2 separate regions of the Homo sapiens genome follow, and region 1 is linked to region 2. Evidence: read pairs that join two places in POLR2A ChIA-PET (ENCODE). Cell type or tissue: PC-9. All regions are shown on one strand. Each heading gives the region's core, and the rest is flanking DNA. Links, peaks and the distances in the headings are about the cores only. Region 1 has its middle 110 kb from the start of N4BP1. Region 2 has its middle 59 kb from the start of SIAH1.

Region 1 (4,390 bases), core at 68-4,067, 58 kb after region 2:
TTCAACTCCTACAAAATGCAACTTAAAAACAAAATGTAGACATATTTTCTTTTCTTTCTCTTTTTCTGAGATGGAGTCTTGCTCTGTTGCCCAGGCTGGAGTGCAGTGATGTGATCTCGGCTCACTGAAACCTCCGCCTCCCAGGTTCAAGTGATTCTCCTGCCTCAGCCTCCCGAGTAGCTGGGATTACAGGCGCCCGCCACCACGCCCAGCTAATTTTTGTATTTTTAGTAGAGACGTGGTTTCACCATGTTGGTCAGGCTAGTCTCGAACTCCTGACCTCGCGATCCACCCGCCTCGGCCTCCCAAAGTGCTGGGATTACAAGCGTAAGCCACTGCGCCCGGCCCTTTCTTTCTTTCTCGATTTTCTTTTCTTTCTTTCTTTCGTTCTCTCCTCTCTGTCTTCTTCTTCTTCTTCTTTTTTTTTTCTGACAAGGTCTCACTCTGTCACCCAGGCTGGAGTGTAGTGGTACGATCTCGGCTCACTTTCAACTCTGCCTCCCAGGCTCCAGCGATCCTCCCAGGTAGCTGGGACTACAGGTGTGTGCCACAACACCCGGCTAATTTTTTTATTTTTATTTTTTTTGTAGAGGCGGGGATTTCCTCATGTTGCTCAGGCTGGTCTCGAACTCCTGAGCTCAAGCAACCCACCCACCCCGGCCTCCCCAAGTGCTGGGGTTACAGGTGTGAGCCACTGCACCCGGTCTCGGACGCATTTTCATTAGGTGCCCTCTGACGTCAGCAGCTGGTTGAAGGTTTAATGGCTTAGAGTGCGCACAGAGTGGGGTGGGAACTTGTGTGTCTCACCCCTGCCCCACCCCGCTTGGGTTTCCCTACAGTTTCTACCAGGTTCATAAGCAGAACCTAAAACAAATGGGTTTAGAAGTAACTTTAGCCTCTTTGGCTACTTCTGGTGCTCGCCGAATCCAGAAAAATGGTCTTTTTAAATGTCCTGTTATTTTGCACAAACGATTTCCTGCTTAGAGTGAGGAGCAAAACCTCTGGCTTTTAACCCTGCCAAAGACCTACTTGAAGTCAATCTGTGCATATTTAATTTTTCAGGCTCAGCAAGGTCTTATCTCATTCTATCTGCATTTTATAACAATCCCACATTTTCTCTCTACTTTCCTCAAGCATTCTAACCCTTCCGTGTCCTCGCTGCCCGCCACCCACTCAAGGGAACTTCACCTACTCAAGAGCCACAGGGGCTGGACAGAAGAACCTGGCAGCTGTCCAAAGCCTTCAGCGCCTAATTTCCCACCAAGTGCAAGACTGACAAGGTTCTTCCCTGCGGTCTCCTCTTGCCAATCCTCACCGCGTTCTTAGTTCCTGCCTCAGTGTTATTTTCTCCAAGCAACATAGCAAGTGAGGCCCGATGGGTCTGGAAGGCTTACACGGCCCAAAGGGACAATGACGGCAGGCTTCAGAGCTGTGGTTGAGAGTCTGGAGGATTTCAGCCTGGATTTCACATACCATCCTCATCATGAGGAAGGAAGCAGCCCCCATCTGGGAGCTGGGAGGTAGGTTGGTTGCCGACAGCACCAGGTTCACCTACTGAGGGTTCACATCTGTGAAAAAGTTTCTCCTTCCCACTAACTGGATCCCATTTGGCCTGGTTTGAGTCATGTGTTCATCCCTGGGCCAATCACTATTGCCTAATGGAAGGATTCTGATAGGCCACATCCAAGTCGCATGATCATGTTGAGTCATGTGCTCATCTCTGGACCAATCACTGTGACCTACTGGGCAGATTCTAATAAGCCAGGCCCAAGTCACATGATCACCTTCCTGATTGTGGGGGTGAGAAGTCAGGATTGTAGTTACCAAAAGAAGGGGAGTGAATCTCAGAGAAACAAGAACAGTGGCTTTCTCTACATATATCTACTCAAAAACAGCAACAGCAAACAAAAAATTAGAAGGAAGGATGAAGACAAACACTAGGAACATAAAAGTCTCTCCTATTCTCTAGATAGATGCATCCTTAGGATCAACCTCTACATATCATTTTGTAACTGTTATTTTTACTTATTTGTTGAGGACTTAGTATATACAGTGCTCTAATAAAGCTCAGCACAGAGGAGGCATAGAAAGACTGGGAAAAAAGGTAAGTGCAGCTGGGAGCAGTGGCTCACACCTATAATCCCAGCACTTTGGGAGGGTGAGGCAGGAGGATCGCTTGAGGCCATGAGTTCAAGGCCAGCCTGGGCAACATAAGATGTCTGTCTGTAAAAAACTAAAAGAAAATAAATTAGCCAGTGTGGTGGCACATGACTATAGTTCCAGCTACTCAGGAAGCTGAGGCGGGAGGATCGCTTGAGCCCAGGAGTTCCATGCTGCAGTGAGCTATGATCGTGACAGAGTGAGACTGTGAGTCTTAAAAAAAAAGAAAAAGTAAATACTTTTTTAAGCTTTTAATATAAATGAGCACACTGTCCCTAGAGGGATTTCATCTTTGTACACCCACTCACTGTGCCTAGACTTCCCTACCCACCAGCCTCAGCATAGCACAGCCATGGAACCATCCTCCCACAGAAGACAATGCTCAGAGGTCTCTTTCCAGGAAGGCCTTTTCAGGAGGCCTCAACCTCCAATTCGAGTCTCTGAGGCTTAAAAACTGAAAAGTCTGGAAAATGTCCATCTTACACCCTTTCACCTCCTTATTGGAGGCCCTATGCCCCCCCGATGTCCTTCTCTCCTGTTGCCCTTCAGGTGTTGGCCAGAGATAGCTTAAGGCAAGAACTGTTCAGGACCATTTATGGTTTTTAATATCAGAGCTTGGGAAGACTTACTGGTGGAATTTCAGGCATCGGGACCCGCAGTGGAGGAAATCCTATAATTTGATGTCAGACTGACTTGGGTTTCATCCCCAGCCTTATCACTTACTAAATGTGTGGCATTGGGCAAAATACTGAACGGATCGTCCAGTTATTTTGAGGATAAACTTGAAAGTACTACTATATTTTAAATACCCATCAAGGGATCTGGTTTAAAGTCAGCACCTGGTAAATGTAATGTTGCACTGTGACTTGCTTTGCTGTTTGACCTTTGCGAAATCCCCGTGTCTCTGGACAATGAGGGTTGAATGAGATGTTCTGCCTGTTCTGAGAGCCTGGGATTTCCAAGTGCAGGACGTGTTGGAAGTCCAGTGCAGAGAATGGCATGGTGTGTGTGCATGCATGCACCTGTATGCCTGTGTTTTGTGTGGAAGCATGAGTGTATGTGTGTCCCTTCGCACTAGGAGAAGATGTTACCCTTGGAACCCCAAATTCTGTGGAGGCAGAGAACCTTCCAGCTTCCTGCCACCATGTCAGGGTGGCAATCACTTGAATGTTTTGGAAAACCTGAGAGGCTGGCAGGGGGATGGATCTGCAGGAGACCAAAGTTGGGTTGCCAGGGAGTCACCTCCACTCCTTCCCCAGGATGCCTGAAAGAAATAAGGGGGCTAGGTGGGTTTGGCCTGGCTCCTCCACAACTCTGTATCTGTGCACAGCGGGCTCAGCTCTTCCTGCAGTGTGCTGGCTGGTGGCCAGGCCTCGTTTTCAATGTTCACAGCTAAATTGGATCCAGATGTTGCTGAGGAATCTGATATTAAACAAATGCATTCCCTGGGCAGCCGGTTCTTTCTACTGCGGAAGGGCAGGAAGCCTCGGACCCCCAAGCCTGGGCAGAGGTGTTGGAGGGGCCCAGGCTGGTGGGATCTCAGGTTGTTTCTTCTGTGGGGCAGTAGGGTGTTCCCTAGCTGGCCTAACTTATGGCCAGGTTATCATGTTCATGAAATATCTGGTCAAATGATGGGCTGGGCCTCTTTCAAAGGTACATGAATCCCACCTCTCCATCTTGGGAGCTGCCTCCAGACCAGCTTGATTTCTTGTGTGCTTTCCTTAACTTGAGCTTGTCCTTTCATCAAGCTTGGAAGGGTCCGGCTGCATGGAGCTGGTGGTGGAACATGTCAAGGGAGTCCAGGAGCTGAGCATGGATGCTCCATCGCCCTCCTATGTTTTGAAATCTACTGAATGTCACAGGTAATCTTCCCTCTCTTCCTTCCAGGGGTACTGTGCGCCAGGCATTCAAAGACAGCACTCAGGAGATCTTCATAGCAGCCCTCAAAGTAGGTTTTAGCCTCTGCTCAGAGTAACTGTTAAATAACTCCATGGAGGTTACAACAGCAGAACAGCAGAGGCTGGTGGAGCCACAATTGAAGTTCAGGTCTGGCTGACACTGGGACAGTGTTTTTTCCCTCTTCCATGGTGTATTCATCAAGCACTGGGCCTGACACCAGGGGACACAGATAAACCAGAACCCCTGCCCTGCGGAAGCTGGTGGGGCAGGGAGGAGTCAATAACAACTGAGACAGACCGGAGCAAAAGGTGGGCTGAAGCAGGGCTGGAAA
Region 2 (4,390 bases), core at 159-4,158:
AATAGAAAAAGAGTGAATTCCCAGAGAGAGTGTGGCTGAGATAGCTGTACTTTTCCAAGCAGCCCCTCCTCCCCCGTCCGCAGTCTCTCACTCTGAGCAGCCCCAGCCTCAGCCAAAGGTGACTGTCAGGCTCTGGAGTTTATTCAGATTCTCACATGGAGAGTTTTTTAAATTTAGACTCAAACCACCTTTCCCTTGGTGGGTCAGGGGTCTGTTTTTGTTGTTGTTTAAAAATTTGCTAAGAAATTCAAGAAAAGGGAGTAAACAGTTGTATGATTGTAAAAAAAATCTATCACCAGTAAATGTTAATGAAAACAATTCTTTTTTCTTTTCTTTTTCTGTTTTCTTTTCTTCTTGTCTACTTTTTTTTTTTTTTAGAGACAGGGTCTTGCTCTGTTGCCCAGGCTGGAGTACAGTGGTGGGTCACATAGCTCACTGTAACCCTCAAACTCCTGGGCTCAAGTGATCCTTGAACTTCAGCCTCCCAAGAGGCTGAGACTACATGCAGGTACAACCATGCCCAGCTAATTTTTTTAATTTTTCATAGAAATGGGAATCTCACTATGTTGCCCAGGCTGGCCTGGAACTCCTGATCTCAAGCAATCCTCCTGCCTTGGCCTCCCAAAGTCCCGGGATTACAGGCATGAGCCACTGTGCCTGGCTTTTTTTGATCATTTCCTTAGTGAAATGCATATTGTTAATAATGTGATTCACTAATTTGTCAAACATTTGCAGAGTCCTATGCACTGCATTCCCTGCACTATGACAGACACCAGGGTTGTACTAATTCATGTTTGCATCCATTTGTTTTTCAACAAATATTATTGAGTTCTTTCTGTGAGCCAAGCACTGAGTGAGGCTTCGAAGGGCAGGAAGGAATGTGAAATAGCTTAAGTTCCCTTACAATTTTGCCTTACAGGAGGCAATGAAGGATTCATCTATTCAATTGCTCCTTCCTGTATTAACTGACTCTACGTTTACTCCTGAACATCCACTACTGGGCACTAAGATGCGGGGTGAGTGTAGCCCTGTCCTTTCGGAGTTCAAGGCTGGACACACCCCAGAATCCCTTCCCAACTCTGTCGCCATTAAGTCACTCAACCAGACATCCACTAGACAGAATGAGGGGCACACATAAATATGAAACAATGGCCAGCTGACCAGTGAGGTGTCAGTGGCTGGCCCAGGCTCTGGACCAGGGGACCTCAGGGAAGGCCAGCACCCTTCTTGGTGTCAGCCAGTACTTCCCCTTTGCTCACCTTCATTGTGTTTGCAATGTTATTTAGCAGCAGTGGCAGTGTGTCTTGTTCAGATCAGTGTCTGGCACATAGTAGGTGCCCAGAAATACTTGTGGCCTGACTTCAGCCAGCTTCCCAGAGCAACTGAGTTTCTGGAGGAGGAGGCCTTTGGGGCGGGATTTTGGGGGAAGACCAGGGGGCCTTGGTGTGCTGGCATGCAGAGGCACCAATATTTAGAAAAGTGTCACCCACATAGGCTTGACACCATGGTGTATGCCTGTAATCCCAGCACTTTAGGAGGCTGAGGTGGGAGGATCACTTGAGGCCAGGAGTTCAAGACCAGTCAGGGTAACACAGTGAGATCCTGTCTCTACAAAAAATTTACCAAAAATAGGGCTGGGCACAGTGGCTCACACCTATAATCCCAGCACTTTGGGAGGCCCAGGAGGGTGGATCACTTGAGATCAGGAGTTCAAGACCAGCCTGGCTAACATAGCAAAACCCCGTCTCTACTAAAAATACAAAAATTAGCCAGGCGTGGTGGCGGGGACCTGTAATCCCAGGTACTCAGGAGGCTGAGGCAGGGAGAATAGCTTGAACCTGGGAGGCGGAGGTTGCAGTGAGCCAAGATCACGCCATTGCACTCCAGCCTGGGTGACAGAGTGAGACTCTGTCTCAAACAAACAAACAAACAAACAAAAAACAATTACAAAAAAGAATTAGCCAAATGTAGTGGTGTGCACCTGTAGTTCCAGCTACTCAGGAGGCTGAGGTGAGAGGATTGTTTGGGCCCAGGAGGTGAAGGATGGGTCTTGTATAGTACTTGCATAGTACTCTGTAAATGTTTGACAAATTAGTGAATCACATTATTAACAACATGCATTTCACTAAGGAAATGATTAAAAAAAAGCCAGGTACAGTGGCTCACGAAAACAAGGCAAAATGATAACATTTCAACTATAAATAGCAGAGCAAGCAGTTCCTCTGTCATCCTGCAAAACAATGAGGTTGCAGTGATCCCAGATCGTGCCACTGGACTCCAGCCTGGGCCACAGAGCAAGACCCTGGCTCAATAAATTTAATTTAATTTAAACAAAAAATAAAATCTTGAACCCTGTGATGCCAGGACTCCCAAGAGCCACAGTCACCTAAGAATTCCAGCCAACATCTATTGAAGGCTGACTGTGTGCCAGGCACGGGTCTAAGCACTTTACATGGATTCATCCAATCCTCACAGTGGCTCAAGCCTGTAATCCCGGGACTTTGGGAGGCCAAAGCAGGAGCTATGATTGTGCCTCTGCACTCCAGCCTGCAGGACAGAGCAAGATCCTGTCTCTTTAAAAGAAAAAAAAAAGTGCCACGTATGTAATAAATGCTCCAAAGAAACATTAGAGGTGACGTTGATGATGGTGAGGTGATTAGTCATGAGTGACCAAGAAGCCAAAGGCAGAGGCTGGAGCCAGTTCCTGCGGATGCGTCCAACTCTGGAATCCTTGGAGATGTTTCTTTTTTCTTTCCTTTTTTTCCTTTTTTTGAGAGAGGGTCACCCAGGCTGGAGTGCAGTGGCACAATCACAGCTCATTGTAGCCTCAAGCTCTCTGAGGGATGTTTTTGAAATCCATGGATAATGATGTTTCTCTGCCTCTCCCTTGTCAGAGAAGCCTGGGGCCCAGGAGCTGGCAGGTCCCTATACCCCCTCCTGGAAGTCCACACTGCAGGCTTGTCCAGGAGCTTGCCTGGGTGGGACTTCGCTGGGCTAGGCACAGCAGGCCTCCCAGTCAGACTCCAGGGGACCAGAGCTGAAGAATCAGCCCCCACCAGCACACTCCCAGTTCCTCCTCTGCTGTTGGACACGGCTCTCAAGTTACTTCCCTGTGTGTGTGGTGGGGGAGTGAAGGGGACTCTATTTATCCTTCAAGCAACATGAAGGAAGAGGCTCATTGTTTTGCAGGATGACAGAGGAATTGCTTGCTCTGCTATTTATAGTTTGAAATGTTATCATTTTGCCTTGTTTTCGTGGCCTGAAGTCCCCAGCGCTTCCTGTCTAGCAGTCCTCATTCTCTCCCTTTGCACAGTCTGCCTTTAGTTTAAAATCTTGGGGCTGGGCGCGGTGGCTCACGCCTGTGCTCCCAGCACTTTGGGAGGCCGAGGCGGGTGGATTGCTTGGGCTCAGGAGTTTGAGACCAGCCTGGGCAAAATAGTGAAACCCCGTCTCTACTAAAAATACAAAAATTAGCTGGGTATGGTGGGAGCCGGGCCAGCTATCTGGGAGGATGAGGTGGGAGGATGGCTTGAGCCTGGGAGGCGGAGGTGCAGTGATCCCAGATCGTGCCACTGGACTCCAGCCTGGGCCACAGAGCAAGACCCTGGCTCAATAAATTTAATTTAAACAAAAAATAAAATCTTGAACCCTGTGATGCCAGGACTCCCAAGAGCCACAGTCACCTAAGAATTCCAGCCAACATCTATTGAAGGCTGACTGTGTGCCAGGCACGGGTCTAAGCACTTTACAAGGATTCATCCAATCATCACAGCAATGCTTTGAGGCAGATGCCACTATCATCCCCACTTTACAGAGGAGAAAACTGAGGCACGGGGTTGGTAAATTACCTCTCCAAAGTTGTCAGGTGGTAAGCAGGAAGAACAGATCCCAATCTCTGAACCACAAACACCTATATCTCGGAGAAAGGCAGCTCCTGTTTCTGGAACTTGGATTGGAAGAAAAGTAAAGACCAGTCCAGCACCGTGGCACATGCCTGTAATCCCAACACTTTGGGAGGCCAAGGCGGGAGGATCGTTTGAACAAAGGGGTTCAAGACCAGCCTGGGCAACATAGGGAGAACCCGTCTCTAAAAAATATAGAATTAAATTAGCCAGGCATGGTGGTGTGTGCCTGGGGTCCCAGCTATTTGGGAGGCTGAGGTGGGAGGATCACTTGAGTCTGGGAGGTCAAGGCTGCAGTGAGCAGTTGATCGCACCACTGCACTCCAGCCTGGGCAACAGAGTAAGACCCTGTCTCAAAAAAAACCTACCAAACAAACAAACAACAAAAAACTAGACCTTAAACACTGCTTCAATTTTAGCTCCAATTACAAGCAAGAGAGTTTTTTCTGTTTGAATCTTCCATCATCCCAGGGTACAGAAGCTAGATA

Evidence for each region. ChIA-PET counts read pairs that join two places held together with the same protein. Peaks named below come from ENCODE experiments on the same cell type or tissue, not always from the same donor. Only the 100,000 strongest peaks of a DNase experiment are listed, where the experiment ranks them.
Region 1: POLR2A ChIA-PET joins it to region 2 with 5 read pairs; 8 of 35 experiments call an interaction of 5 or more read pairs at or near these places.

What each region holds. Positions count from the first base shown.
Region 1 is chr16:48,500,462-48,504,851 of GRCh38, forward strand. No RefSeq gene overlaps it. Among named protein-coding and RNA genes, the nearest start is that of N4BP1, 110 kb to the right of the region's middle. In PC-9, for the core only: no CTCF peak of the experiment used is centred there; no DNase peak of the experiment used is centred there.
Region 2 is chr16:48,442,150-48,446,539 of GRCh38, forward strand. No RefSeq gene overlaps it. Among named protein-coding and RNA genes, the nearest start is that of SIAH1, 59 kb to the left of the region's middle. In PC-9, for the core only: no CTCF peak of the experiment used is centred there; a DNase peak (open chromatin) is centred at 2,622; H3K4me3 peaks cover 392 bases; H3K27ac peaks cover 873 bases.